7 separate regions of the Homo sapiens genome follow, and all the other regions are linked to region 4. A link is a loop called in an ENCODE intact Hi-C map of the cell type or tissue named here. Cell type or tissue: HCT116. All regions are shown on one strand.

Region 1 (4,000 bases), 160 kb after region 4:
GAAGGGTTTCAAGTCATTTTGGCAGGACACGGCGGCACGCACAGCCCGCCCAGACCTAGACCCCTCGCTCTCCTCCACAGAGCCCCAGGGAGCAGCTGTGGGCTTCCCTGTGGCCGAGACCAGCCTTTGGCCTGGTGTGTGTGTGTGTGTGCATATGTTTATATGAGTATGTATGTCAGTATGTGTATGAGCATGTGTAAATATATATGTGTATATCTGTGTACACATTGTGTGCACACATGTGTATGTGTATATGTGTGCATGTATGTGTCCACGTGTATGTGCATGTATGTGTACATATGTGTGTATGGATGTGTGCATATGAGCATGTGTCTGTGTCTGTATGCCCATGTGTATGTGCATGTATGTGTACATGTGTGTATGAATGTGTGCATATGAGCATGCGTATGTGTGTGTGCGTGTTTACGTGTATGTGTGCATATGAGCATGTGTATGTCTATGCAAGTGCGTATGTGTCCACGTGTGTATGTGTACATATGTGTATATGTGTGCATGAGCATGTCTGTGCATGTCTATATACATGTATATGAACGTGTGCATATAAGCAGGTGTATGTGTGTGCATGTGTGTTTATATGTGTATGTGTGCATATGAGCATTGTATATGTATGTGTGTGCATGTGTGTTTATATGTGCATATGAATGTGTGCATTGAGCGTGTATGTGCGTGTGTCTGTGCATGTGTTTATGTGTATATGAATGTGTGCATATGAGCGTGTGTGTATGTGTTTATATGTGTATATGTGTGCATATGAGCATTGTATATGTATGTGTGTGCATGTATGTGTGCATGTGTTTATATGTGCATATGAATGTGTGCATTGAGCGTGTGTGTATGTGCGTGTATGTGCATGTGTGTTTATATGTGTATATGAATGTGTGCATATGAGCGTGTGTTTGCATGTATGTCTATGCATGTGTGTTCATATATGTGTGTATGAATGTGTGCATATGAGCATGTGAATGTGTGTCCCTATGCACATGTGTATATGTTTGTATGTGTGTTTGTGGCATGTGGCTCTGGGGACACAGGGCTATAGGTGGTCCCATGACTCTTCTCCATCTCATCCCCGTGACAGCTGCCCCTACCAAGTCCTGTGCTCCCTCTTACCTCTTCCCTGGGATGACAGTGGTCACTTTCCCCATGTTTTGGATGGGGCCTGCTTGTCCCCAACGTCCTTTAGCACGAAGGGGACAGGTGTCCTATTCCTGTGAATGGCCGGTTACCTTCCAGGTGCGTTAGAGTGGCTCCTCTAACCAGCCCTGCAGGGATCTTATTAGATCTTATTAGAGTGGCTCCTCTAACCACCCCTGCAGGGGGGAAGTGAGGAGCCGCAGGGCTGTGGAGGGGTCCAGGTGTCACGGCCAGGACTTGTACCCGAGCCCGACACGGGCGGACCCAGGTGTGCGGGGATCCAGCCCAGGTGTGCCGGTGGCGGCCGCCCCCACGGAACCACCTGGCCCGCTCGGGGACCCAGGTGTGCTGAGAAGGGGGTACTGGCGTTGGCCCGGCGTGAAAGGTCACCCTGCACCCCCGCACCCAGGTGAGGCGGGCGCGGGATCCCGGTTGCCACAGGCATCGGAGCGGCCGGGAGCGGGGGCAGGGGGAGGCAATGAGAACTCCCGGGGAGGGGGCTCGCAGGGGCCGCATCGGACGCCTGGGCCGGCGGGGCAGAGGGAGGCGCCCTGCTCTCCGGTCCCTCCCTTTGCCTCCCTCCCGCCCCGGGCGCCGCCTGCGGGAGCCGACTCGTTCCAGGGGAGGCAGCGCCACCTGCTGGAGTGTGCGCGTCTGCGCACCGGGCCGGGTTCCGCAGGTCCTGGGGCTGCGCCCGAGACCCCCGACCGAGTCTTCGGCGCCTCCAGCGCTTCCCCGGCGTCTTGGGCTGCGAGGGGCCCTTTCCGCAGGGCGATGTTTTAGCAGTTCTGGGAGGAAGGGCCCACTGCCGTTGCCCTCTGAGGACCGAGGCCGAGAGCCTGGAGGGCGTGGAGAAGGGTCTGACCGCCGGCTCTGGTCCTCGGGCTCTTGGCGACAGCGACCTCCCTCCTCCTCCGGGCGATGGTGACGGGCGCTCTCAGAGTGGCGGCCACACTAGGCGCAGGGCCGTCTTCCAAGTGTGTGGTCCTCTCAGACCTATGGAGTTGGTGCTGTTCTGGCTCCCTCTTAAAGAGCGGGAAACTGAGACACAGAGAAGTCCCACCGCCGGGGGTCGGGGTGGGGAGGGCCTGGGATTGGAACCCAGGCATGCTGGCTTGTGTCACCTGTGGTTCTCTCTGCCTGAAGATTTTTTCACCTGCCTAACTCATGAGCTGCTACTTACCCTTTGGGTAGCATTAGATGTCGCCTCCTCCAGGAAGCCCTCCCTCCCCCTCCATGTGAGGGTGGGCGCTCCTGCTATATGTGGGCCTACCGGCCCTCTGCGGGCTGGATCATCACAGTCTGTTCACTTGTCTGCCTCCTACCCCTTGACGTGGGCTCCCAAGGATCATTTGTGTCTGTCTTGTTCACCTGCCCTTTGTAGTGAACCAAACCTTTAAGTGCACATTTTAAAATTGATTTCCAAGGGGGCTGAGAGCTATGGAGGAAGAGCCAGGTCAGAGAGTCATCAGAAGCCCATATTTTACAGGATGTGGCTGGGGGCCCCTCTGGGGTGCCCCTCCAAGGAAGATGCTGAGCTGGACCTGGAGCACCGTGGAGGCAGGACCATGTCTGCCATGCTCAGAGATGGGTGCCAGGGGCGCTGGCTTGTCACTCAAGACTCCCCACTCCATCTGCCCTCCCCCACTCTCCCACTAACCAGGGGGGACCCACCTGCACCTCTGGTCACCACTCATGCTCCCTGGTGCTGGGCACCCCAGGGACAGGAAGAGGGCTGGGTGTTCCTGGCTCCTGCACTGCTTCCCAGGCCTGATCCCCATCTTTCTGCACCTGCCTCCCACCCATCAGCTTCCGCTAGACTGGAAGCCTCCAGAGGGCAGGTGCTGCCCCTCTTTCCCTTGTGCCTGGATTCCGTTGGCATCTAATCACAGACGAGGGACTGTGTCCCCTTCTCCACCTCCGTGGAAACTGTGTCTCACTCTCTATTCCAGGCCGAGCTGTCCATCCTCTGCTGGAAGCCTTGTGCCATCAGCCCTCACCTCCCCCTTCAAGCCTAGACATTCTCTCTCCTGGCGTAAATATGTTAACTCAAGGTTCTTTGCTCTAAAACCAAGGAGTTGTCTCCTCTCCCAGGTCCACCTCCTCTCTCTCGTGAACTCCCTGCCCCTCCACCTCATCCCTCCTCCATGACCTCCCCCTACTCACCATCTGCCCCTTCTGCCAACCCAGCGAGCTGCAGCTCTCCCTGGCATGTCACTCTCTAAACCTTCTGTCCCTTGGTTACGAGTGCAGTTCTCGCCTGGATTTCTTCCCGGCTCTTTGACTTCTCCCCAACCCTTCTTTTTCTGTTTTCCCCTTAAATGTGGACATCCCCACGTCCAGGACCTGGTCTCTGGCCCTTCTCCTCTGATTCATCTCAGTGGCGTTTCTCCCAAATCCCCGATTGCAGCCACAGCCACATGTCAATTAGGTCACCTCCATGTCCCGGCTAAGACGTGCCTCCTGGCCCCTGATGCGCCATCTCCCAGATGGAAATGCCATCATTGTATTTTTGCTCTGTCCCCACCAAAGGCAACACAAAGCATCTCCATCTGTTCCTTCATGTTCCCTACTCAGTGAATGACCGCTTATTTACCCACTGGCCCAGGCTCAGCTTGGATGTCCCCGGGCCGTCGTTTCCAGATCTCATCTTCAAATCCTGGCGATCTTCGCCCAGGAGCTGTGGACTCCTCTTCTCTGCCTGCCGCCCCTGCCCTGTCCAGCGTCCACCTCTCCCAAATGGCCCACTGGGTCCCTCCCTCCTGGCCCCCCTGCATCTAGGAGCAGCCCTCCTCCAACAGTTGGAAGGGTCTTCCCAAAACACAGATGAGACCTTGTCATCTTG
Region 2 (4,000 bases), 130 kb after region 4:
TGACGGCTCACTTTAGGGTGACGTGCCTTCAGCCCCGAACATGCTGGATGATTGGCAGCATGTCAGAGAAAGTGAGGCCAGGTCCAGGGAAGCTGTGCTGAGCCCTCCCTCCAGCATGGGTGCCACCAGCCTGCCAGGCTCCTGCCTCCGTAGGTGGGGTGGGCTGGGCAGGCCTCGTGAGGGCCACGGACATGGAGCTTGTCCCTCCGGGCTTCCCAGCACCCGGGAGTGACCACACTCAGTAGAGGGAAGGACATTGTCAAACCTGCTGCTGAAGCAAAATAGCAGGTTCTGAATCCCATTGAGATAGTTTCCGTAGCTACATGAAATCCTAAAGACAGTCCCCTTGGCGCTTGTCAGGCCTGTGGTAGGCCAGGGGTCGGAAGCGAGTCGCCCTCAGCTGCCACTGCCCTACTTGTTCTAGGGTTCCCATGTGACCAGGTGGCCGGGCTTCTACATCCTGCAGTGGAAATTCCACAGCATGCCTGCGTGCGCCGCCAGCAGCCTTCCCCGGGTGGACGACGTGCTTGCGTCCCTGCAGGTCTCTTCGCACAAGTGTAAAGTGATGTACTACACCGAGGTGATCGGCTCGGAGGATTTCAGGTGCGGCCACCCTCGCCACAGCAGGTGCTGCGGACAGCTGGGCATGGTTGGAGGGAGCCTGCAGTCCCACGCCGTGTGCAGGATCAGCAGTGGCGGCGGGTGTCAGGAATGCTTGGAGGGCCAGGAGGGAGTGGCTTTGGGGTCATTTGTTGGCACGGTGACTCCCTGCCTGTCTGCAGAGGGAGAGTGTCGGAGACAGAGCCGACTGACTGCCTTTGCTTTAGCTCACACTGCCGTCTGCGTGCAGGCTGTGGGAAGCCGGTCCCCCTGGTGGGTTACTCATGTCCATCCCCCGTTTGCAAGCACTGATGGGGATGAGAAGTGAGCAGAGAACAGGGTGGGCCACGAAGTCCAGCAGGCAGTGTGGGCCGGCGGGTGGTTGGCAGGGTGGTCCTCACGCCTCGCCCCTCCCTGTGCCATTACAGAGGTTCCATGACGAGCCTGGAGTCCAGCCACAGCGGCTTCTCCCAGCTGAGTGCCGCCACCACCTCCTCCAGCCAGTCCCACTCCAGCTCCATGATCTCCAGGTAGTGCCGCGCTGCCTGCACCTAGTGTGCAGAGGGGACGGCCGCCCCTCCTCGGACAGCCAGCTGCACCCGCCCACCCAGCGGCGACATTGTACAGACTCCTCTCACCTCTAGATAGCAAATAGCTCTCAGATGGTAAACGTAGTCGTTTGATCCCAAAACTACCTTGGCAGGTAGTTTTAACTCTGATCCTAACTTAACTCAATAGCCATAGATTTTGTATACGTTGTGCACAAAATCCAACCAGAGCGCAAGGGCTCTCTTGAAAGAAAAGTAGTTTCTGTACCAATTAAAGGATTGACGTGGTCTCAGATATTGATGCAAAAAATTTTTCCAACGAACTCCGCATTGTCCATTAGTGAATGAATTCCTGTGACATCCTCCAGAGATGGCCCCTCCTCACCTGGGACGGAAGCTGCCAGCTCGCTTCCCCCAAGCTGCCTCATGGCCCGCACGCCGCCTCACGGCCCCCATGCTTCCCGCCAGTCAAGATGGTCTGTGGACTTAGGGCCAGCCCTTGAGGTCCTTATCCTCTGAGGATTCAGAGGTTGCCTGCGGAGTACCTTGTCCCAGGGCCAGACACACCCACACCACCCACTGTCCTGCAGTGGGGCCGGGGGCTCAGGAGGGGCTCTCAGGGACTCCTGGTGACTCCAGGAAAATGCTGCCATCGTTAAACATTACTTTCTCTTTCCTCCTTTTCAAATCTTTTTGATACTTTTTAGAGCAGGATTTTTCTGTATGTGAACTTGGGTGGGGGGGTTCTTCCCGTTTCCTTCCGTGCGTCGCCCCTCTCACCTGCAGTCAGCTCCCAGCCCAGTGTAGGCCATCTCCTCTGTGCCCTCTGGTGGCTCATTGTCCTCAGAGCCCAGACAGTTCCAGCCACTAGGAGGCCGTCTTGGAACCAGCAAGTCGCATTTGCCACTTGACACTGTCCATGGGGTTTTATTAGTAGCTAAGCAGCAGCTCTCGCATCCACTTCAGGGTGGCGTGTGGCATGTAGGAGTCCTGCTTCTTTGTACATGGGAATTGTGGACTCATGCGTGTGTGTGTGTGCATGTGCTGTGTGTGTGCATGTGTGCATGACGGTGGGGGTGCTGGGGGGACGGGGTGAGTGGAAACTTAGTTTGAGTAATGAAGGAATCTTCACAGAAGCAAATCAGAATATGGGATTTGTTTGCCTTTTACATTTTGTTTAATTCCTGATTTTAAAGCCTGCTCTATCTGGTACAGGCCCTTATTTTTTCAGCTTTTTATGGGAAAAGCAGGTTATTTGAGAATCTGTCCAGAAGTTGCATAGGGGATGGCCTCCACGATAAGGACATGCAACACGTGTTTCTGTGTGCAGCAGAGGCCGTGTTTTTCATGCCAAACCCCACGCGGCTGTCAACTGTGTGCGTGGTAGGCATGGAGATCCTGGTTGTGCCGTCTCAGCTCCGCTCTGAAGGCACTGTGTGGGTGCTGCGTGACTGGAGAGCTGTGTGGAGGCCATGTGTGCCCCGTGCAGGGATCAGGAGGGCGGGGGAGGGACCGAGCAGCCCTCTTGCCCGGTCGGGTCAGCCCTAGTGGCTGCCTGCACACTGTAGACGTCCCAGGGCCTGTGCTGTGATCACCTGCCTTTGGACCACATTTGTGTTTGCTCTTAGAGATCGAGCTCCTCAGTGGTACCTGAAGCCTTTGCTTCCGGAAAGCGCGGTAGGGTTCGTAGGTAGGGCTAGTAGGTAGGGTTAGTAGGTAGGGCTAGTAGGTAGGGCTAGTAGGTAGGGTTCGTAGGTAGGGTTCGTAGGTAGGGCTGGTAGGTAGGGTTAGTAGGTAGGGCTAGTAGGTAGGGTTAGTAGGTAGGGTTCGTAGGTAGGGTTCGTAGGTAGGGTTCGTAGGTAGGGCTAGTAGGTAGGGTTAGTAGGTAGGGTTCGTAGGTAGGGTTCGTAGGTAGGGTTAGGTAGGGTTCGTAGGTAGGGTTAGTAGGTAGGGCTAGTAGGTAGGGTTCGTAGGTAGGGTTCGTAGGTAGGGCTAGTAGGTAGGGTTAGTAGGTAGGGCTAGTAGGTAGGGCTAGTAGGTAGGGTTAGTAGGTAGGGCTAGTAGGTAGGGTTCGTAGGTAGGGTTAGTAGGTAGGGCTAGTAGGTAGGGTTCGTAGGTAGGGTTCGTAGGTAGGGCTAGTAGGTAGGGTTAGTAGGTAGGGCTAGTAGGTAGGGCTAGTAGGTAGGGTTCGTAGGTAGGGTTCGTAGGTAGGGTTCGTAGGTAGGGTTCGTAGGTAGGGTTAGTAGGTAGGGTTCGTAGGTAGGGCTAGTAGGTAGGGCTAGTAGGTAGGGCTAGTAGGTAGGGTTAGTAGGTAGGGCTAGTAGGTAGGGCTAGTAGGTAGGGCTAGTAGGTAGGGCTAGTAGGTAGGGTTCGTAGGTAGGGTTCGTAGGTAGGGTTCGTAGGTAGGGTTAGTAGCGCGTCTGTGCTGCTTCCACCTGGTGCTTCCTGTTCCCAAATCACAAGGGCCTGAAGGTGGTCCCTGCTTTCTCTTTCTCTTTCTCTGTGTCTCAGATGGCGATTTTGCTGACAGCTGCCAAGAAAATGCTTCACTCAACAGTCCTCATGTGCCCAGAGATGTTTATAGAACTGTTTGAATTGCAGCCATCCCCTGCCCCCTCCCAGGCTGAAGATCTGTTCTTTTTAAGTTGATTCGGGAGTGGCATTCTTTTATACCCAAAGACTGTAGTGCATCTTGAAGAGCTCAAAGCACATGACCGCACAAATGCTTACAGGGTTTCCTCCCGAGTAATCCAATCTCACTCCCCTTGTAAGGGAATTCTGGGGCAGCTATGGTTTGAGTATGCAGTTTGCATCGTGTTTCTACCTTTAGTACCTTGCCACTCTTTTAAAAC
Region 3 (4,000 bases), 390 kb after region 4:
AGCAGAAAACAGAATATAAAATAGCCCCCCCCACCACACACCGCACCAGAAGTCAGAGGATTCATCCTTGGCCTGCCCTCCCTGCAGCCTAAGTTCTGAGAGTGGCTCTTTAGGAAGTGAATGGTGATGGTTTGCAGGTCAGAGCTTGCTCTGGCCCAAGATTGATGTCTCAATAGGCCGCGGAGCCTGGGTGAAAAAACTCAGGCTAGGGAGGTGGTGGGTTGCAAATGAAAGAACAGAGGAGGGCCTCTTCCAGAAAGCGGCGGGTGGTGTGAGGAGCCCTTGGACCTTGTCCAAATTTGACTTTACCGACTGGGGCCAATTGAAACCGTGCTGGCAGAAAGGCAAAACTGCTTGAGATTCCTTCCTCCACAATAGAGGAGAGGTTTGCTTGAAAGGGTTTGGCGAGGGAAAAGCTGGAGGAACCTTGGCCGGCAGTAAAAGTGGGGACCCCCGCCCCCTGCCTCGGGGGCGCCTCGGCCCCTGAATGAATGAAAGAGGAGGCTGGATGGAGACAGACTCACACCACCTGTCCCTTCCAGGTCCTGCAAAGGAGCACACAGGGTTCTTGTTGGCTCTTCCACCTTGTTAGTCACCAAGAAGGAGAAAACACCAACAGGGGAACTGTAAAGCTGCAGTTTTGTTTAAGCCCCATAGTGGAAACCGGAAAGAGCTCCAGCTCGGAGAAAAATGCAGCTCTTTGCCTTTGCAAATCCGTGTCTTTCTCTGGGAGGCCAGAGCCATTGTGCTCGATTTCTAAGCAGGGTTTCAGAGTGTCTCAGGAGGGGAAGGCAGAGTCTCAGATTTCCGGCATCCCAGGTCCTAACCAGGCTTTGAGGAGACGCTTCCTGTCCCATACAAAGTGTGAAGTGTAATTTGATTTGGAGTTAGTTAACAAATTAGATGAGCTGTGTGCATTTTAAAAATTCAGTCCTTGATCCCCCACCCACACACATTTGCACAATTTGGTCATTTATATTCAGTGTTTCCATCTTTAGAAGAGAACAGGAAGTCCCCAGTGACATTTATGGAGTGTTTGTAGTAGCTTGGGTAGGTCAGTAGGAACACAATGCAGTGAAAAGCAGAGTTGAGATGGGAAAATATCCTGTTTTCAGAGCCCCCCAGGGATGACATTCCTTATCGTCTCTGTCCACCCGCTCTGGAGTCCACTCCGCAAACAGCAACTTGTTCTCACTTGAGAGCTTCCTCCTGCCGGAGCTCAGGGATGGAGAGCAGCTGGCCTCAGTCTTCTCCTCTTACCTCTTTGTTTCTCAGACTCATCTTCCACCTTGAATAATTGTTTTTAACCTGCTCTCCCTCTTCTCTAGCTGTAGAACCCAGAACTTTGTGTGTGTGGTCAAAAGTTTAGAGAGTGCTGCAGGTAATGCTGAGATAACCCTATTAAATTCTGTAAGTTCTCATCACACCAAGTTTGTTTGTTTTTTTTAATTCTCATTTTATTTTATTTCATTTTATAGGGATGGGGTCTCGCTACGTTGCCCAGGCTGGTCTTGAACTCCTGGGCTCAAACGATCCTCCCGCCTCGGCCTCCCAGAGTGCCAAGTTATTTTTTTAACTGGGATCCACGGGCCTAGGGATTCTTTGATGAACCGTTCAAAATACGTGTGTGTCTGTCTGTCTGTCTTCAATGTATACTTTTCTAGGGAGAGTCTTTACTTTTCACCAGAGGTTTGTGGCACACACATGTCCTGTACTACTGTATCAGATTGTGAATTCCTTACATGTTAAAGACTGCTTCAAATCTGTCCGGAAGTCTCGGCTAATAAACATTTAAATAAATGAACTTCAAATTCCCATGTGCCACCACTGTTTTCATTCTGACTACTCTCAAGCCTGTAGTGTCATCTTTTTGTTACTGTGAAGTAGACACTCAATAAATACTTGTCAAATGAATCAATGTTATGGTCCTGGTCCACTAGGACCCCAGGATCATCGTCTACCATTATTGTCTATAGTTTCTTTACCATCTTGTTCCAGAGCAGTTCTTTCTCTGAGGTCTGCTCACCTCTGCACGTGTGTCTAGTTTCCAGCCCTGTCGCCTTACCATTCTCTTTCCTTTACCTGCATTTCCTGAACTGTTAATAGTTAACAATAGCTTCTCCCTCCACCCACTCACTCATACCTGAAGTGAGAAGTCATCATTGAGGTCTCTGTGGATTTTGTCAGCCCAACCTGGGGCGGCCTCCTGGAGGTGGAGTTTTCAGATGAGGGATGGACATTTTGGTGTCTGCTGGGTAGATCTACCTGGGAGCTTTGGCAGGGGCCCCAGGGCAGCTCTGCCTCTTTATTTTGGCTGTGGGACCCCTGGTGCACTAGGGTTTCTCAAGTAAGCATCTGTGTCCTGGGAGAGCCATAGGCAGGCCTGAGAGGGCCCCTGGAATCTGGGACCCCCAGCCCGGCCCAGTAGCTGGTACCATCATCTTTCTTGCAAGGGAAGTTATGGAAACTAAGATGCTAATGTGCTTTGATAGGCCTGGGGTGGCTCTAAGCCCTGGGAAGAGCCCTGGCAACTTTCCCTGGCTGGCGGGTAGAATCTTCTCCTGGCAGTTCAGGGCTCTGCCTCCAGCTCCCTGGGGGAGAGCAACTGAGGGAGGAGCTGGAGGCCAAGGCCTCAGTGCTGAGCTGCCTGCACCGCAGCTGCACCTTCTGGGTCCTGGCTGCAGGAACCCCATACTTCTCCAGCCTTTCCATGGTTCCCGAAGACCTGGCCTGGGGAGGGGGTCAGCAGCCTGGGGCTCACCTACCTGGCTTCAAATCCTGGCTCTACCGCTTACTCGCTTTGCGACCCTCATAATTGACAAAAGCCCTCTCGGTCTCGGTTTCCTTATCTGTGAAATGGGACAATAACAGTGGCTACCTTATAGGATTGTGTGATGATCCATCAGTTATAATAGCTCCTGAGCAGCGTTTAGAGTAACACCTGGGGCTCGGTGCAGTGGCTTATGTCTATAATCCCAGCACTTTGGGAGGCCAAGGTGGGAGGATCGCTTGAGGCCAGGAGTTTGAAACCAGCCTGACCAACATTAGTGAGACCCACTCTCTAAAAAAAAAAATTAGAGTAACGCCTGGCACAGAGAGCCCCCAGTAAACCTCGGCTGCTGTGATGAGCTTTGTTTCTTCATTTGTTCATTCATTCACCAGACTTTTTGCCGGGGCTTGCCGTGAGCCCTACGCTGCTCTGAAGAAAGCCGGGCTGGGGTGAGCGTGATGGATGAGGTGTCTGGCTTCACAAACCCTGTGTGGGGGGGTTGTGGTGAGAGGAAACCGCACACATCATTATTCAGTTACCATCGTGGGGAGACTGTCTGGACGCAGAGAGCAGGCTCTGTGTGGGAGCGGGGAGGGCAAGCCCTGGTTGCGAGGCAGGGCTTCCCCAGGATTCAGCAGGGATCTGAAGGACTTTGCAGGCACCCAGGGAGATAGGAGAGGAGGAGGGAGCAGCCCTGGCCGGACACTGTCCTCCTAGCATTGCCTGCATCAGGGACTCACTCAGCTTTAAGAAGCCCCTTTGTGGGGGACAGGGAGCATCTGTTAGTTTATAGGACCTGAAGTGCCCCCATGGGCTCAAGTTTCTGGGAAGGCCTGCAGGTGGCCGTAGGGCTGCCGCAGGGGTGCTGGCCCCAGGGTCTGGATTCAGGGGAGCCTGCAGAGGGAGGGCAGCTGGAGGCTGCTCCAGTGTGCATTGTTACGAGGCAAAGTAAGGAGACTGCTGGGCCCACGCTGGGCCGGGGTGGATGGAGGCAAGGAAGTCTTCGCCGGGGCAAGGGCACCAGCTGTAGATGCCGGCAGCTTTCTCCTGGACACGGGCCTGGAAGGCTGACAGGGTGTGGTGAGTGCCACCGGCTCCCCTGCCGTGGCCTGGTCAGTGGCTTCACAGGCCTCCGTGGGCAGGAGGAGGATGACCTTGCATTCTGCTTGGCCACCATTGGCAGTGACAGACAAGGTGTGTGGGGATGTGGCCATTTCGGTCCGTGCTCTG
Region 4 (4,000 bases):
TGTACTCCAGCCTGAGCGATAGAGTGAGACCGTCTCAAAAAAAAAAAAAATTAAAGTAAGTAAAACATAAATAAAGTGGGTTCCTGAACCATGGGGACTTTGAGGAATGTCTTCCACTAGCTCTGCACATCTGCAAACTGCCGGCACCTCTCCTGCCCCCACCTGCTTCCTCTCAGCCCTGTGCAGGGGGATACTGTGGCTTTTGCCTTGCAATTAGGGCTGCCAGATAAAATATAGAACACGGGTTATATTTGAATTTCACAAAATCAACGAAGAAAACTTTTAGCGGGGCGCGGTGGCTCACACCTGTAATCCCAGCACTTTGGGAGGCTGAGGCAGGCGGATCACTTAAGGTAAGGAGTTCAAGACCAGCGTGGCCAACCTGGTGAAACCCCCATCTCTACTAAAAATATAAAAATTAACTAAGCGTGGTGGCGCATGCCTGTAATCCTAGCTACTCGGGAGGCTGAGGCAGGAGAATCGCTTGAACCCAGGAGGTGAAAGTTGCAGTGAGTCAAGATCGCACCATTGCACTCCAGCCTGGGTGACAAAGCAAGACTCTCTCTCAAAAAAAAAAAAAAAAAAAAACCCAAAAAAAGAAAGAAAGAAAATGTTTATATAAGTGTGTCCCTGACTCCCTGCATACAAAATTGTAACAAAACTATTTATTTATGTATTTTTTGAGACAGAGTCTTTCTGTGTCACCCAGGCTGGAGTGCAGTTGCACAATCTCAGCTCACTGCAACCTCCGCCTCCTGGGTTCAAGTGATTCTCCTGCCTCAACCTCCCGAGTAGCTGGGACTACAGGCGCCTGCTGCCATACTCGGCTAATTTTTGTATTTTTAGTAGAGACGGGGTTTCACTGTGTTGGCCAGGCTGGTCTTGAACTCCTCACCTCAAGTGATCCACCAGCCTCGGCCTCCCAAAGTGTTGGGATTACAGGTGTGAGCCACCATGCCCGGCTTCCCTATGCTTTCTTTTTTGTCTTTTTCTTTTCTTTCTTTCTTTTTTTTTGAGATGGAGTTTCGCTCTTGTCACCCAGGCTGGAGTGCAATGGTGCGATCTCTGCTCACGGCAACCTCCCCTTCCTGGGTTCAAGCAATTCTCCTGCCTCAGCCTCCTGAGTAGCTGGGACTACAGGCACCCACTGCCACACTCAGCTAATTTTTGTATTTTTAGTAGAAACAGGGTTTCACCATGTTGGCCAGACTGGTCTTGAACTCCTGACCTCAGGTGATCCACCTGCTCAGCCTCCCAAAGTGCTGGGATTATAGGCATGAGCCATCATGCCTGGCCTCTCACCACATTCTCTCTGGCAGCAGTGCCAGGACCTGCTGGCAGGGTCTGTGATGTAGCAAGCATCTGGCCAGGAAGGAGATGTGTATCTCTGTTTCCTGCAGCCCTCCCAGCTCCGGGGGATTCATCCTCTCTCGTCTGGGGAGGTGGGGGCAAAGGTTCCTGCTGCAGACCTCATCTTCCCGATAAGGCTGAGGATGCTGACAACACCCTGCCTTTAGAGAGAACAGCCCCACTCAACAGAGACCAGATGTGTTCATCGAAAGGTGTGTAACAAATAGCCCAGGGGACACAGGATATGTCAAACAATTGGCACCGGAGAGCATGTGAGAAGAAACTGTCACCTGGGACCAGAGCTGGCTTCAAAGGGCAGGTGTGCTCTGCTGGAGTGCGGATGCGCGGAGTGTCTGGGAGCTGGGCTGGGCAGAATGGCTGGAGCAGGGGTCTGTGTGGGCACCAAGGTGATGAAAGGCGGTCAGATCAACAGGGCCAGGACAGGTAAGGGTGATTTGTTGAGTTTTGTTTTTTCCTAATGAAGCAGAAATGGAAAAAGAGGGGGAAAGCAATCGTGTGGACTCTATCCTGCAGGTCAGACAGGCAGCCCCGGAGAAGACCTGCTAGGTGCACGGCTGGCTTGTTTCTAACATCACCTGTGGTCAGCAGCGCCACCAAGAGCCACCACCAGGGGGCAGAGGTAGGGCCATGTAGTAGACGCCTGTAGTTTTCGCCTGTCCAGGACGCCTTCACCCCTGCTTCCTTTGAGAAAAGTCCCTCTCCCACTCCAAGTGGTACTGACGGGGATCACCCACACAAAAGAAACCTGGAGGCTCCCCTCCTGGGGCACCCGGCTTCTGCTCCAACCAGGTGAGCCCAATGCCTGCCTGAAGCCACTTGCGTTGTTTACAAACCTGTTTACTCCAGTTAAGCTGATTATACAATTATATCCTTTCATTCTTATGTAAACTCATGAAATATGGTAAAACAAAACAGAACTGTAGCTCCTCCATCAAAACAAAAATGTAAGTTAAATATTTCCAAGTTAATAAAACTAACAGTATGTATTGTTGAATGTGAGTGAGACAACTCAAAGACATTGTGAAGGAGGTGCGGTCATAAAAATCTCGCTCTGTCACCCAAGCTGGAGTGCAGTGGCACGGTCTTTATTTTATTTTATTTTATTTTATTTTTTGAGACGGAGTTTCTCTGTTGTTGCCCAGGCTAGAGTGCAATGGCGCAATCTCGGCTCACCGCAACCTCCACCTGCCTGGTTCAAGCAATTCTCTTGCCTCAGCCTCCCAAGTAGCTGGGATTACAGGCATGCACCACCACGCCTGGCTAATTTTTTGTAATTTTAGTAGAGACGGGGTTTCTCCATGTCGGTCAGGCTGGTCTCAAACTCCCGACCACAGGTGATCTGCCCGCCTTGGCCTCCCAAAGTGCTGGAATTACAGGGTCGAGCCACCATGCCTGGCCTCAGTGGTGCAGTCTTGGCTCACTGCACCCTCCGCCTCCTGGGTTCAAGCGATTCTCCTGCCTCAGACTCCCAAGTAGCTGGGATTACAAGTGTGTGCCACCACACCTGGCTAATTTTGTATTTTTAGTAGAGATGGAGTTTCACCAGGTTGGTCAGGCTGGTTTCGAACTCCCAACATCAAGTGATCCATCTGCCTCGGCCTCCCAAAGTGTACCTGGCCTTTTTTTTTTAATGGTTATTTCTTGGTGATATGTTAAACAAGGGGTGGATTATTCATGCCTCCCCTTTTTAGACCATGTAGGGTAACTTCCTGACGTTGCCACGGCATTTGTAAACTGTCATGGCGCTGGTGGGCGTGTACCAGTGAGGGCAACCAGAGGTCACTCTCATAGCCATCTTGGTTTTGGAGGATTTTGGCCGTCTTCTTTACTGCAGCCTGTTTGATCAGCAAGGTCTTTATGAGCTGTATGACCTAGCAATGCATCCAAGTAGGTCTCAGCTTTATTTTACCCAGCCCCTATTCAAGATGGAGTTGCTCTGGTTCAAACGCCTCTGAGACAAGGTCCAGCAATTCTTCCTTGGTTGTGGGATTAGACTCAGAGCAAGATTCCTGTTCGTTGCTTCCTGTGCCCACAGACAGTGAACTGTCGGGAATCTACCAGGTCTTTTGGAGCAATAGGCTTTTCAGGGGGTATCCCAATAGGCCAGGACGGCCTGCATCTTCACGTAGCCCCTCTGCTCTTGAGCTTTCTCCTTCCTGCCACCTGGGGTGGTGGAAAGGGCATTGGGTTTGGAGCAGAAATGACTTAGGTGTGAACCCAGCTCTGCCACTTCCTGGCCGGCTGTGCTTGGAAAAGTAACCAAGCATCTCCGGAGCGCCCCACTTCTCATCTACAAGACAGGAGTGGTCTTTGCACTTAATTCAGAGGGTTGCATGAGGAGTAGAGAGATAATGCTTTCACGGCTCCAGGAACCCAGCGGGCTTTCAAGAAATGGGATGTTCCTTCTGATTCCCTCGCTCCAGGGCCCTCCCCTCTGGCCCAGGCTCTAGTCCCCATTAATCACACCGCGCGGGCTGCGACCCCTTTAAGTCCGGCTTGGATGACCCAGATCCAAAGTCATCGACTCTCTAGCTGCTATCTCTATGGTAAGTTATCACTTCCGGCCGGAAGTTGCTGACGGAGCTACTTCCGCCCAGGGGAGTGGGAAGTAAGTGGAGACACGTGCTTT
Region 5 (4,000 bases), 170 kb after region 4:
TGTTATACTGCCCCTGGCAGGAGGGCAAGGCCCTTCATGGGAGCCATAAGCTGGAGACCTAACAGAGCTCGCAGCTCGGCCACAGGGCTCTGTTCCAGGGGCATTGGCCACTGGCTTCCAGTACCTGTTCAGCCTCCCAGCTCCTTGTTGCCTGGAATCTCCACCACTGATCAGCGTGTAAACACCTATGTGGGGGACACGGGGGCAGGGGGGTCCAGGAAGGCAACTTTTGGGGGATAGGGTGGGAAGAAAGAGGGACCTCAGAGGCCAGTTCTTCCCCATCCTACTCTATTTCCTCCTGTAACCATGGGAAATGTCTTTCTGTGCCCGATCCTGTATGGGGTGCGGATGGGGCACACAGATGAATCAGACCCGGCCCCCTCTTTGTGCCAATTCATAAGCACTTCATCCACGGCTCAGCCCTGTGAAAGAGCTCCTCGGGCCCAGGAATGCAATACAGTGAGAACACTTTCCGGTCTTGCCTCCAGGTGACGATTCAGCACACAGGAAGGTGGCCCTGCCCAGGGCCAAGCTCTCTCTCAGTTGGCACCTGGCCAGGTGAGGGGGCTGCTCCCTGTCACAGAATAGGAAGCTGAGGCCCGTGGGGCCTCATAGGCACACAGCATGGGGCGGCAGACTGGGCCTCCTGACCGTCAGCGCTGTGAGGCCGATCTTCTTGCCCACTGCGGAGGCTCAGCCCCTCCCCTGCCCTCCAGGCCTGTCCTGCAACCACTCCACCTCTGCTGCTGGGGCCTGTGTGTGTCCCCCAGCTCCTCCTGCTGGGGCCTGTCTGTGGCTCCTGGAAGGTGTGACCCGGGTCACCTGTGGGCAGAGGCCTCACTCACACCCCCGGCCTCTCATGTTGCCATCCAGCTCTGTCCTGCTCTCCCTCCCCCAGTGGGGGTTTAAGCTCCTCGTGGGCTGCCTCCCCGACCCCGGCGCCCTCTGTCTCCACGGAAGCCTGTCATTTCCGAGGCCTGAGTCACCACTGGCTGGTTGCAGCCGGGTCAGCGTGCCACCCGGCACGAGGCACAGACATGAGCTACTGGGTCCTGCACCCTGTGGTTAGGAGCTCAGAGGCCTCTTTCTAGGGGACGTTGCCAGTGAATAAGTCTTTCAGGGCAGAGGCAGGGTGGAGAAGAACCACTCCTCTATTCCCTTACCCTCCCACACCAGGAATCGCTGGGCTCCCTGTGACCAGGGACTTTCCCAGATGCCTGGGATTTTGGATGAAGCTGGAAAGCAGAGAATGCCCATGTGCCTACTCAGTGCAGACAGGGTGCCCGACGTGCCTACTCAGTGCAGACACGGTGCCCGACGTGCCTACTCAGTGCAGACACGGTGCCCGACGTGCCTACTCAGTGCAGACAGGGTGCCCGACGTGCCTGCTCAGTGCAGACAGGGTGCCCGACGTGCCTGCTCAGTGCAGACAGGGTGCCCGACGTGCCTGCTCAGTGCAGACAGGGTGCCCGACGTGCCTGCTCAGTGCAGACAGGGTGCCCGACGTGTCTGCTCAGTGCAGACAGGGTGCCTGACGTGTCAATGTTGGACATCTCAAAAGGTGGCATACGGTCCCAGCAGAGAGCTGCAGTGGGGTTACGGGCACAGACCGGGAAGCATGCTGCTGCCAGGAACTGAATTTGGGCTCCCCTGCAGAGAAGCTGTGAGACCTCAAGCAGGGGACTTAAGCTCTCTGTGCTTCTGTTTCCTCATCTGTGAAATGGGTGCTAGAGGAACTGTGATGAGGTGTCAGTGAATCTGCAGCATAAAGCCCAGAGCCAAAGCCACTTGCAAACGAGGGCTCATATCAGAGGGGCTTGCTGGAGGCAAGTTTTGAGGAATAGAGATGGGACTGTGAAGGGACTCAAGCCAGGATAGGGGGCCCCCCGAGCACCCCTGGCAAAGGAGCCTCTGCTGGTGGTTTTCTGAACTCGAGTCCTGGCCCCAGGCAGAAGTGGGGAGCTTTCTTGGGAGGGCTTGGCCACCTCGGCTGGGGCTGGGTGCAGAGAGGCAGCAGCCCTGCCCCTGGAGCCTTCTGAAGGGTGGCTGGAGCTGCCTGGGCAGGTCACCCTCCACATTTCCAGCGTTTCCCAGGGAAGGGTGCTCGAAGTTGCCATGCAACACCAGGAGGGTAGGTTCAGGTGGGAGGCTCATGAAGGGCTCGCTGCCTGGATGGCACTGAACCACAAGGACCAGCAGCTGGGGTGGGTGGGGCTGCCTGGGGGAGGGGTGCCCTGGAGGATGTCCTTTGCAGGGGATGGGAGAGAGGAGGCATGTATGAGGGTGGAGGGGAGCAAGGAGGTAGAAGGGCTGATCCCTACTACTGCCCCCTGCAGCTTGCCATCAGATGTGAGACGGAAGTTTTGACTTAGACTGGTTTGGTTATTTTAATATGGGACAGCAAGCCTGGATTGGCCAAGATGAGATGGTTCATTTGCTGAAGCTAGATGAACAGCTTTGGGAACTGCCTAAGTTGTTAACCAAAGTGATGAAGGAGGCCCATAGGGTATGAGGGAAGGCCAGAATGGAATCCATCCCCATCACCTCCTCCATCCCCATCACCTCCCCACTTCCTTCATCCCCATCACCTCCTCCATCCCCATTACTTCCTCCATCCTCACCTCCTTCATCCCCATCACTTCCTCCATCCTCATCACCTCCCCATCTCCTTCATCCCCATCACCTCCTCCATTCCCATCATCTCCTCCATTTTATCACCTCCCCCATCCCCATCACCTCCTCCATCCTCATCACCTCCTCCATTCCCATCATCGCCTTCATTCTATCACCTCCTCCATTCCCATCACCTCCCCACCTCCTTCATCTCCATCACCTCCTCCCCATCTCCATCACCTCCTGTCACCTCCTCCATCCCATCATCTCCCCACCTCCTCCATCCCCATCACCTCCATCCTCATCATCTCCTCCATTCCCATCACCTCCTCCATTCTATCACCTCCTCCACCTCCACATCCTGAGCCACTTCCCCTCAGCTTCATTTCCTGAAACAGCCCCTCCTCACCCTCTCCAGCTTCCTTTCCTTCACCTTACCATGCTCCTTTCTGGAAGGCACCACTCCAAACCGTCTCCTTGGAAAAGCAACTTCAGCCCCAGTGCCTGTCCCTGCTACACCCAACGTTCCTGTCTGGAAAAGAGTTGCTCTTTATTCAGCACGTGAGTTCCTGACCCCCAGATAAGGGCCAGTGCAGCCGGGGAGGGAAGCATTAGTGCTGCCGGGTGGAAGGTGGACGGCGCCTGGATCCAGACCCAGCAGTGCTCATGGGGCCAGGCCTGGTGCTCGTTCTTTCTCAGTCCTTAACGCCACCTTGCAAGGTGGGGATTGTCCTCCCATCTGGCCATGAAGAGCTGAAGCAGAGAGGTGCAGTCGCTCATCTGCGCTCACTGGTCAGTGGGTCGCTGCGTCCCCAGAGGCCCCTGGGCAGGGTGGGCGCTGCGTCCCCAGAGGCCCCTGGGCAGGGTGGACGCCTCTGCAGGTGCCCGCACAGGGGCTTTCTCCTTCACTTGGCCACACTCAGCCTTTGATCTGAAACAATGAAAGCCCCTGAGTCACTGGTCCTTCCCGAGCCCGTGTGTGGCCCACAGCAAGGAGCTGCCTGTCCCAAGTTCGGGGGGTTTCTTTGGCTTACGCGGATACTGTATGTGAGTGTTGGCAGAGCAGCGTGAGCCTCGGCCTGCAAACTCAGGACGGCACCAAGCCCCATCGCCTTGGTATCTTCCAGGTGGACCCTCAGCCTGCTGAGTGGACAGGAAACCATCTGTCATTTAGGGTTCCTGCTCCCAACTCCCCCCAACAGCTGTCACCACCACCGTGGTTGTGCAAAGGTCCCAGGCCTTTCAGAGTGGGCCCTGATCACTGTCCATCCTGGCCGGGTCTGCTGAAACAAACATGGTCACAATCTCGTGGTACTTTCTGCCTCGTGGCTCTGTGTCCACACTGGAGAGACTAGGACCCAATCCTGGGGCCCCTCCCACAGGCGCC
Region 6 (4,000 bases), 410 kb after region 4:
ATTTTCACAGTTCCAGAGGCCAGAGGTCCGAAATCAGGGGCTGTTTCCTTCTGAGGCCCTGAGGACCAGCCTCATCCATGCCTTCCTCCTTCTGGTGGCGCCTGGCATTCCTAGTTGTATTGTAAAGGCATCACATGCTCTAATCTCTGCCCCATTGTCACAGGGCCTTCTTCCCTGTGTCTCTGTCCCGTCCCTCCTCTTCCTTTTTTTTTTTTTTTTTTTTTGTTTGAGACGGAGTCTCGTTCTGTCACCCAGGCTGGAGTGCAGTGTTGCAATCTCAGCTCACTGCAACCTCTGCCTCCTGGGTTCAAGTAATTCTCCTGCCTCAGCCTCCCGAGTATCTGGGATTACAGTCACGTACCACCCACCTGACTTAATTTTTGTATTTTTAGTAGAGACAGGATTTCGCCATGTTGGCCAGGCTGGTCTTAAACTCCTGACCTCAGGTGATCTGCCCACCTTGCTTGGCCTCCCAAAGTGCTGGGATTACAGGAATGAGCCACCGAGCCTGCCCTCTTTCCTTCTTGTCTTTGGACAAGGATGCCTGTCTTTGGACTTAGGGCCTACCCTAAGTGGATGATCCCATTTGGAGATCCTTAATGAATCTATAAAGAAAGACGTTTTCCAAGTAAGGTCACAATCATGGGTTCCAAGGCCTGGACCTTGACCATGTCTTTGAATGGATGGGAGCCCCTGGGGGGCCACAGTTCAACCCACTCCTGGCGGTGACACCCCGGGAGGGATGGGCCCGAACGTTTCCTTCCCCTTCCTCTCTCTGTCCCTTCATTTCTCATTAGAATGGAAGAGGGGAAGGTGCAGAGGGAAATGCAGCAGGAAAAGCCACTTTGTTCTGGGAGAGCACTTGGCTGAAAGGCCCAGTAGAGCAGGAAGCACAAGTCTCTTAATCTTCCAGGGCCTCAGTTTTCATCATCCACAAAGTGGGTGCAGTGTGCCAAGATTTTAGTGAGTTGAGAGACTGTCCCAAAGACCACAGAGCTTTTTGGGAAGCTGTTGCTCTAAAAAAATGGTCATAATGACAATTACCAGGAGGCATCAGACACTCCTGTGCCACTGGCTAGACATGGGTTATCTCGTTTCATGTCCGAAGCTCCCCGCACCCACCCTCCTTGCAGAGTTGAAGAGGTGCTGTGAGCAGAAAACCTGCCAAGGGACCCAGAACGGGAGGCGGCTCTAGAATCTACAGCTCCAGCCCTGCACCAGACTCCCTCGAGATGGGAGTTCATGCCTGGAGGAGGGTGTGGAGAGGCACACGGGCCTTTCCCCTGTCTGCACTCCTCCCCTACCACCACCCCTGCCGGGCCCACCCTGCGGGAGCTGCCCAGCTGGGTGCAGCCTGGGTGTTTTCCAGTATCCGCCTGTGGTGTCAGGCTGGCTTGCCTCCCCTTGGCCCCTCTGCCTGCAGTTCCTCTCTTCCTCTCTGCCCAAAGAGTTCTTGCTGTTTAGGAAACTTTTTATGAAAGGCAGGTTTGGGAGAGTTAGGGATGGATGGGCCTGGGACGGGCCGGCGGCTTTGCTATGGGCGTGCCTCTGCTGCACCCTGGTGGCCAACCTTGAGTACCGCAGGTGGCCGGTGACAGAAACTGTCAGGAAATGCACAAGAGAGAGGTCCCCGCACCTCTCTGACCTGTGCGTTGTTGAGCACCACTGGCTCCAGCTGAGGAAGAGTCTGGAACCTGTCAGGACAGTTGTGAGGTGGTGGGGCCCACTTTCCAGCAGTCTTATATGAGGACCCTGGAAATGTGCCTTCAGCACTGCTGGGTTTTTATATCAGGGGCCCCATGAGTTCATAGCTGACCTGACACCCGGACTAGTAAGGGCTGTGCCTTGTTCTTGCCTCCCACTTGGTGAACAGCATCTTGAGGTATCTTTCCCATCCTTAGAAACCACCCCAAGTATTGTCAATAGAAATGTGGGGTGTAATTGATCACGCCATGAACTCATTTAATCCTCATGTCCCTGAGAGGCGGGTGACGTTATTATCCACATTTTATGGATGAGGAAACTGAGGGAATGAGAGTAACTTGCCCGAGCCAGGGAGTGGCGATCACACACTCCAACTCCAGCCTGAGAGCCCCATTCTTCCTGCCGGCTCTCGCTGCCCGTCAGTGTTAGATGAGAGTGCTGCTGGTCAGTCTGCAGGAGGTTCTAGTGTGGACACCGCCCTACACAGGGCCGTGGCAGGAGGGCCTAGGCAAAGGCAACCGGCATAGCACTGAGAGCACTTGAGGGCTGGGCAAGGTGGAGGCCCCGGCCCTGCCTGCTGGCCTACCAAGTAAAAACTAGACATTTTTAACTTGGGGAAAAGCCATGTGGCTCTGCGATGGGGCAGCCTGGAGCCAGGTGTATGGGTTCTGCATCCCGCTCCAGCCTTATGCACTGTGGAGCTGAGACAGACACAGTTCTTGCGTTCTCTATGCCTCATTTTCTTTTCTTTTCTTTTTCTTTTTCTTTTTTTTTTTTTTTGAGACGAAGTTTCACTCTTTTGCCCAGGCTGGAGTGCCGTGGCGTGATCTTGGCTCACCACAACCTCCACCTCCTGGGTTCCAGTGATTCTCCTGCCTCAGCCTCCTGAGTAGCTGGGATTACAGGCGCCTGGTACCAGGCCTGGCTAATTTTTGTATTTTTAACAGAGACGAGATTTCATCATGTTGGCCAGGCTGGTCTCGAACTCCTGACCTCGTGATCCACCCACCTCAGCCTCCCAAAGTGCTGGGATTGCAGACGTGAGCCGTGGTGCCCAGCGTCTACGCCCCATTTTCGTAAGATAATGGGGATAACAAAGGAATCACAAGAGACACTTGCAGGTGTGTGAAGACGAAGTTCATCACATGGGAGGGCACCGGGTGTCTTTATTTGCCTTCCCTGCCCGGCTCCCCACCTCCAGTGATGCCGTTCACTGCCCTCCTTGTTAAAAGGCCTTCTGTTATATAACAGTTACACATGCCAGGCACCGCGTGTTCATATAGGAGTTACGAAGCACAGCAATAAAATGACCACTCTGAGATGGCCACCAGCTCGAGCCCGAGGGCACTTGTGGGTGCCCGTGGTCTCCTGCCCAGTCTCCCTGAGAAGTGGCCACTGTCCCGAGCTTGGGCTTGTATGTATTGTGTGAAGTGCACATGTCCCTGAGCAATGTTTAGCATTGCTGATTCTTGAGCTTGTGAATGGTCGTCCACAGTACGTAGCCCCTGTGTGTGTCCCTGTGTGTGTGTGCTCTGAGCGCACACAAGGTGGATGGGGCCGTGGGGGTAACACCCTGTGGGCCACAGGTTTTCTTTAAAATCCCAGCTCCGATTCCTGCTTCATCCCATTCCCAGCAGCCCAGCCCCCTGCCTGTCTTCAGGCCCCTGCTGGGACGTCCTGCTCTCCCTGGTCACCCCAGTGGTGCGGGGGCCCACTGCCCTGGCTTCTCCACTGTGGCTTCCTTCCATGCTCCTATTTGGCCTGGTCACTGTGCCATCTCCCATTAGCCAGGAACTTTCTGGAGAGCAGGAGCTGAGCTGTCCAGGAGCAGGAGCTGGTGCTGGTCACTCCAGTATCCCCCAGACTGAGGGCAGTGCCAGGTGTCCTATACTCAGCTGCAGAGCAGGTGGTTCCCCTGCCCTCCTGCCCATGGGGCTGCCCTCAGACTCTGCTTTTGGCACCAGCATTTCTGGGCAGGGGGAGAGAGGTGGGGTCCGGGCAGAGTTTCTCCACTGGGACATTAAAGCCCCTCCTGTCTCCTCTCCTAGTTGAAAACACCACACACTGTGAGTTTGCCTACCTGCGGGACCTTCTCATCAGGTGAGAGACAGGGTGCTTGGGTGGGGCTGACGGCTTCACCCCTAAGAGGGCCCTACAGCGGGTGGGGGCAGTGGGTGTGGGGCCGAAGCCCTGGGCAGAGTGGGTGCCCCCTGCCACCTGCCTGCCCTGCCCTCGGGAAGATCTTGGAAGCCCATCTTCTGAAAAAGAAAACCCACTGGGAAATGAAGCAGGCAGT
Region 7 (4,000 bases), 110 kb after region 4:
AGGTAACTCAGTGGTAATCAGGGAAAGATAATTGAGTCAGAAAGTGTACCTGTGGTTTAGTCAGTGATTTGATCTCAGAGCCTATCCCTCAAGTCCTCTAAGGAATCTGGTTTACATCTGCCATCTCTGCGGTTTCATGTGCCTCTAGGACTCTAGGACCACACGTTAACTCCACTGAGCACAAAGACTTTGGGAGCCTAAAGCTCCAGTGTTCTTTGTTGTAAATAAATGTCACTTACATTCCAGACAAACTAGATGCCGACTACATCAAGAGATACCTGGGCGATTTGACTCCGCTGCAGGAGAGCTGCCTCATTAGACTTCGCCAGTGGCTCCAGGAGACCCACAAGGGCAAAGTGAGTGTCAGCACCACACCCAGTGTGCAGGGCCAGAGCTACGTGAAATCATGGAATCTCTTTCTGTCATAGTCACCAAGAGTGATATTCCCAACTTCCACGGCTGGGAATGTTTCTTCCAGTTTAGAAGTCATTGAATTTATGTCTCTGTGGAATCTAAGTCGTTTATAGCAAGTGATAATGCATGACTAACTGCATTTTTCTAGACTTTACAGAGCAAGGTCTGGCTACAAACAGTGTCACGTCACAAAGCAACATGTGTTCCAAGTATTCACACATTCAAATTTTCAGAAGGTGTAAAAAGAGTTCAGAGATTTATCAGAGATTAGAAATGTTTGAGCTTTAATTTTCAGGTTTTTGGTGAAATTTTAGCCTCATAAAGGTGTAAATTTTTATGGTAAGCCTTATGTAGTGAGCAGAGCCTGGTATGTGTCTAGCGAGTTATTGGCATTATTTAGTAAAGGGAAACTAGGCATTGCATGTATTTGGCCTGATCTCTAATTCTGTCAGCCTGCTTACTAGAAACCAAATAACTGAGTGCTGTTGAATACCAGTCATCAAGAAAACCACTGCAGTGATGATGGCCACCGTTTGTTGTCTTCTTACCATGTATTAGACACTGTTTTCAGGTCTTTATTCCATCCTTCCGGCAGCTCTCTCTGCTGCTGTTTTTCTCACTGGTTTTACACGTGAGGAAACTGAGGCACAGAGCAGTGAAGTAACCTGCCTGAGGTCTCACAGCCAGCGAGTGGTGGGGTCAGGATTTGAACCCAGGCCATTTTGTTCCAGAACCTACATTCTTAACCACTTCCACGTAACTGTGGTCCTTTCTGAGTGAAGATGATGCCACGTCAGTAGGCCACATGCTTTTGAGTTATTTCGCAGGAGTTGGGGTCATGAATAGCTCATGTTCCCACCCCCTTCTTGTTCTGACGGACCAGCCTCTTGAGTTGGTAAACACATGGCCACGGAGGAAGACACTTGGTCCACGTGACACTCGGAACACGGCCTTGGCCTTGTTCTTTATTCAGGGAGGCCAACCTGTTGATTGACAGTAATGGAACCTGGAGAAGATTCCTGCGTGTTAGTCAGCAATACTGCCACATCATGAAAACCCAACATGCTTTTTTTGTATTCTTTTTCTTTAATCTGTAGTTTTTGTTTTTAATTATCTTAAGTCTTATGATCACTCATAATTTTTAACTTTGTGTATATCTTCTCTACTTTAATCTTTCTAATGAGTTGGCAAAAGCACCATTGCCAGTCACGTAGACACATGGTAGTTCTACAGTTTTATGTTTTTGAATTTTTTTTTTTTTATATATGTATACAGAGTCTTGCTCCGTCACCCAGGCTGGTGCAGTCTTGGGTCACTACAATCTCTGTCTCCCAGGTTCAGGCTATTCTCCTGCCTCAGCCTCCTGAGAGCTGGGGTTAGCTCTGCCACCATTGCTGGCTAATTTTTGTATTTTTAGTAGAGAACAGGGTTCCACCATGTTGGCCAGGCTGGTCTCAAACTCCTGACCTCAAGTGATCCGCCTGCCTTAGCCTCCCAAAGGGCTGGGATTACAGGCGTGAGCCACTGGGCCCAACCTCGAATGACTTTTTAAAGACAATGCTAAATTATAACTTAGTCTGACTTAAGTAGTAAAGAATTCAAAAGTAAAGTTTAACTTGCTACTATTTCTTGTCATACTGACTTTTAAAAGCATCTGACCTTATAGATTGTCTATAAAATGTGAGAAGTGTTAAATATTCCTTATTTGATATTACACATAAACTACACTAAAATGCCTTTTAATAAATAAAGGGAACCATTTTAGATACAGGAAATTCTAATTAGATTGGCATAGTTAAGGCCAAAAATATAAAGTAGATATTGCTGCCTTATCTTCAGCCTTTGCCTTTAAGAGGCAAATAAATACAAAATACAGGTGAGTCTTGCTTGGTTCTGAGACAGTGAAGGGATTTCCTCAGTATTTAAATAGAGTCATATGGCCAGTTATGTAAACCCAAATATAAAACCAATCTCCAATAGGCTTTAAGATGGCATTTACGATCTTTGTGAAAGTTGAACATTACTAGCGAAGTCCAGTCACATCTTTAGAAGGGGAAAGCAGTGTAGCGTTACTGAATCAGAATTATTAAAATTCAGAAAACCGAACATAGTCCTTTAACCACAAGCCAGCCTTAGTTAAATCAGGATTGCCCAACCAAACTATTCTGATGATGGTTCATGATCTGAATTCTGGTGTATGAGATCTCTTTTTTTTTTTTTTTTGAGACGGAGTCTCGCCCTGTCGCCCAGGCTGGAGTGCAGTGGCGCGATCTCGGCTCACTGCAAGATCCGCCTCCTGGGTTCACGCCATTCTTCTGCTTCAGCCTCCCCAGTAGCTGGGACTCAGGCACCCGCCACCACGCCCAGATAATTTTTGTATTTTTAGTAGAGATGGGGTTTCACTGTGTTAGCCAGGATGGTCTCGATCTCCTGACCTCATGATCCACCCGCCTCGGCCTCCCAGAGTGCTGGGATTACAGGCGTGAGCCACCGCGCCCGGCCATGAGATCTGTTAAATTATGATATGCATTAAAAAGTCATGACATTTCTGTTTTGTAATAAGACAGTGACCAATTATTACTCATTAGAAGGTTTTTTGAGATAAACTTTCAAGTCTGCCCTTGCCGTCTTCTTTCTTTTTTTTTTTTTTTTTGAGATGGAGTTTCGCTCTTGTTGCCCAGGCTGAAGTGCAGTGGCGCGATCTTGGCTCACTGCACCCTCTGCCTCCAGGTTCAAGTGATTCTCCTGCATCAGCCTCCCAAGTAGCTGGGACTACAGGCGTGCACCACCACGCCCGACTAATTTTGTATTTTTGGTAGAGACAGGGTTTCTCCATGCTGCTCAGTCTGGTCTTGAACTCCTGACCTCAAGCAATCCACCTGCCTTGGCCTCCCAAAGTGCTGGGATTACAGGCCTGAGCCACCACACCCCGCCAGTGAAGACCATTTTTGTTCCAGGGATTCTCCAAATACCCCATCAGTGTGTCCTCACTCCAGGTGATGCTTTTGTTCTTATTGGCATCTGTGTATAAGAGAATCCAGCAGCCTGACCTGTCGTCTGCCCGGAGAGACGGTGGAGATGTGGCCCAGTCTTGTGCTTGCTTCCCTTTTCCATGGTGTGGCACTGGGCGGCACCCTTTGGAACAAAAATCTTGCCTTTCTCAACATCATCCATGTTTAATTCTCTTTTGTCTCTGGCACTACGAAGGTTTCCATTCAGAAGCCAGGTGTCCTGCTCTCTCTTTATTCTAACTTTTTATTTAAATGCAGTATGTATACAGAAAAGTGCAAGGATCATAGTCATTCATAGATCCGTTCATAGAGTTGAAGCATTTGATGTTTAGGGAATTATTTATGCCTTTGCTCTACTTTGCGGAAACGAAAATGAAATACTATAAAGATTATTCAAACTGATAATGCTGATTTTCTCTAGAGTAGTAAGGGAGATGTTTCTGGTACCACCTCATTTTTAATAGTATAATAGTGCAGCTCACTGTTGATTAGAAGTGGGAGTTTCAGGCCAGACATGGTGGCTCATGCCTATAATCCCAACACTTTGGGAGGCCAAGGCAGGAGGATTGCTTGAG

Evidence for each region. Hi-C counts contacts between places; a loop is a spot of excess contacts. Peaks named below come from ENCODE experiments on the same cell type or tissue, not always from the same donor. Only the 100,000 strongest peaks of a DNase experiment are listed, where the experiment ranks them.
Region 1: a loop joins it to region 4, with 13 times the contacts of the local background. A loop is called at or near these places in 108 of 110 quality-filtered maps.
Region 2: a loop joins it to region 4, with 4 times the contacts of the local background. A loop is called at or near these places in 63 of 110 quality-filtered maps.
Region 3: a loop joins it to region 4, with 5 times the contacts of the local background. A loop is called at or near these places in 4 of 110 quality-filtered maps.
Region 5: it touches region 4 in a loop (4-fold over the local background); 108 of 110 quality-filtered maps call a loop at or near these places.
Region 6: a loop joins it to region 4, with 16 times the contacts of the local background. A loop is called at or near these places in 26 of 110 quality-filtered maps.
Region 7: a loop joins it to region 4, with 2.6 times the contacts of the local background. A loop is called at or near these places in 40 of 110 quality-filtered maps.

What each region holds. Positions count from the first base shown.
Region 1 is chr17:77,245,408-77,249,407 of GRCh38, forward strand. No RefSeq gene overlaps it. Among named protein-coding and RNA genes, the nearest start is that of LACAT1, 6.4 kb to the right of the region's middle. RefSeq lists a silencer at 1,707-1,882 and an enhancer at 1,768-2,618. In HCT116, a CTCF peak has its summit at 1,823 (motif pointing left); a DNase peak (open chromatin) is centred at 1,774; H3K4me3 peaks cover 825 bases.
Region 2 is chr17:77,212,890-77,216,889 of GRCh38, forward strand. SEC14L1 (SEC14 like lipid binding 1) reads left to right here. Exons shown (of 17, transcript NM_001143998.2): 16 at 425-603; 17 at 1,029-4,000. The coding sequence ends at 1,134. Among named protein-coding and RNA genes, the nearest start is that of LACAT1, 39 kb to the right of the region's middle. In HCT116, CTCF peaks have their summits at 1,984 (motif pointing left) and 2,191; a DNase peak (open chromatin) is centred at 2,032.
Region 3 is chr17:77,471,940-77,475,939 of GRCh38, forward strand. The region is part of intron 3 of SEPTIN9 (septin 9); the gene reads left to right. Among named protein-coding and RNA genes, the nearest start is that of MIR4316, 77 kb to the left of the region's middle. RefSeq lists enhancers at 1-24, 1-611, 1-127, 488-617, 612-1,317 and 3 more. In HCT116, no CTCF peak of the experiment used is centred here; a DNase peak (open chromatin) is centred at 2,122; H3K4me3 peaks cover 1,857 bases; H3K27ac peaks cover 2,781 bases.
Region 4 is chr17:77,084,704-77,088,703 of GRCh38, forward strand. It overlaps SNHG20 (small nucleolar RNA host gene 20), which reads left to right and starts at 3,940. Exons shown (of 3, transcript NR_027058.1): 1 at 3,940-4,000. It also overlaps a transcript of SEC14L1 not described here. RefSeq lists enhancers at 3,346-4,000, 3,812-4,000. In HCT116, CTCF peaks have their summits at 1,970 (motif pointing right) and 2,171; DNase peaks (open chromatin) are centred at 2,008, 3,688 and 3,958; H3K4me3 peaks cover 941 bases; H3K27ac peaks cover 1,245 bases.
Region 5 is chr17:77,254,593-77,258,592 of GRCh38, forward strand. LACAT1 (lung adenocarcinoma-associated transcript 1) reads left to right here. Exons shown (of 3, transcript NR_188630.1): 2 at 3,070-3,174; 3 at 3,741-4,000. Among named protein-coding and RNA genes, the nearest start is that of LACAT1, 2.8 kb to the left of the region's middle. RefSeq lists enhancers at 1-733, 2,981-3,638, 3,639-4,000. In HCT116, a CTCF peak has its summit at 2,355 (motif pointing left); DNase peaks (open chromatin) are centred at 609 and 1,029; H3K4me3 peaks cover 1,443 bases; H3K27ac peaks cover 1,903 bases.
Region 6 is chr17:77,493,563-77,497,562 of GRCh38, forward strand. It overlaps SEPTIN9 (septin 9), which reads left to right. Exons shown (of 12, transcript NM_001113491.2): 11 at 3,753-3,804. Among named protein-coding and RNA genes, the nearest start is that of MIR4316, 99 kb to the left of the region's middle. RefSeq lists enhancers at 2,865-3,414, 3,415-3,962. In HCT116, a CTCF peak has its summit at 1,567 (motif pointing left); a DNase peak (open chromatin) is centred at 1,549.
Region 7 is chr17:77,195,956-77,199,955 of GRCh38, forward strand. SEC14L1 (SEC14 like lipid binding 1) reads left to right here. Exons shown (of 17, transcript NM_001143998.2): 8 at 247-356. It also overlaps the pseudogene CYCSP40. Among named protein-coding and RNA genes, the nearest start is that of LACAT1, 56 kb to the right of the region's middle. In HCT116, no CTCF peak of the experiment used is centred here; no DNase peak of the experiment used is centred here.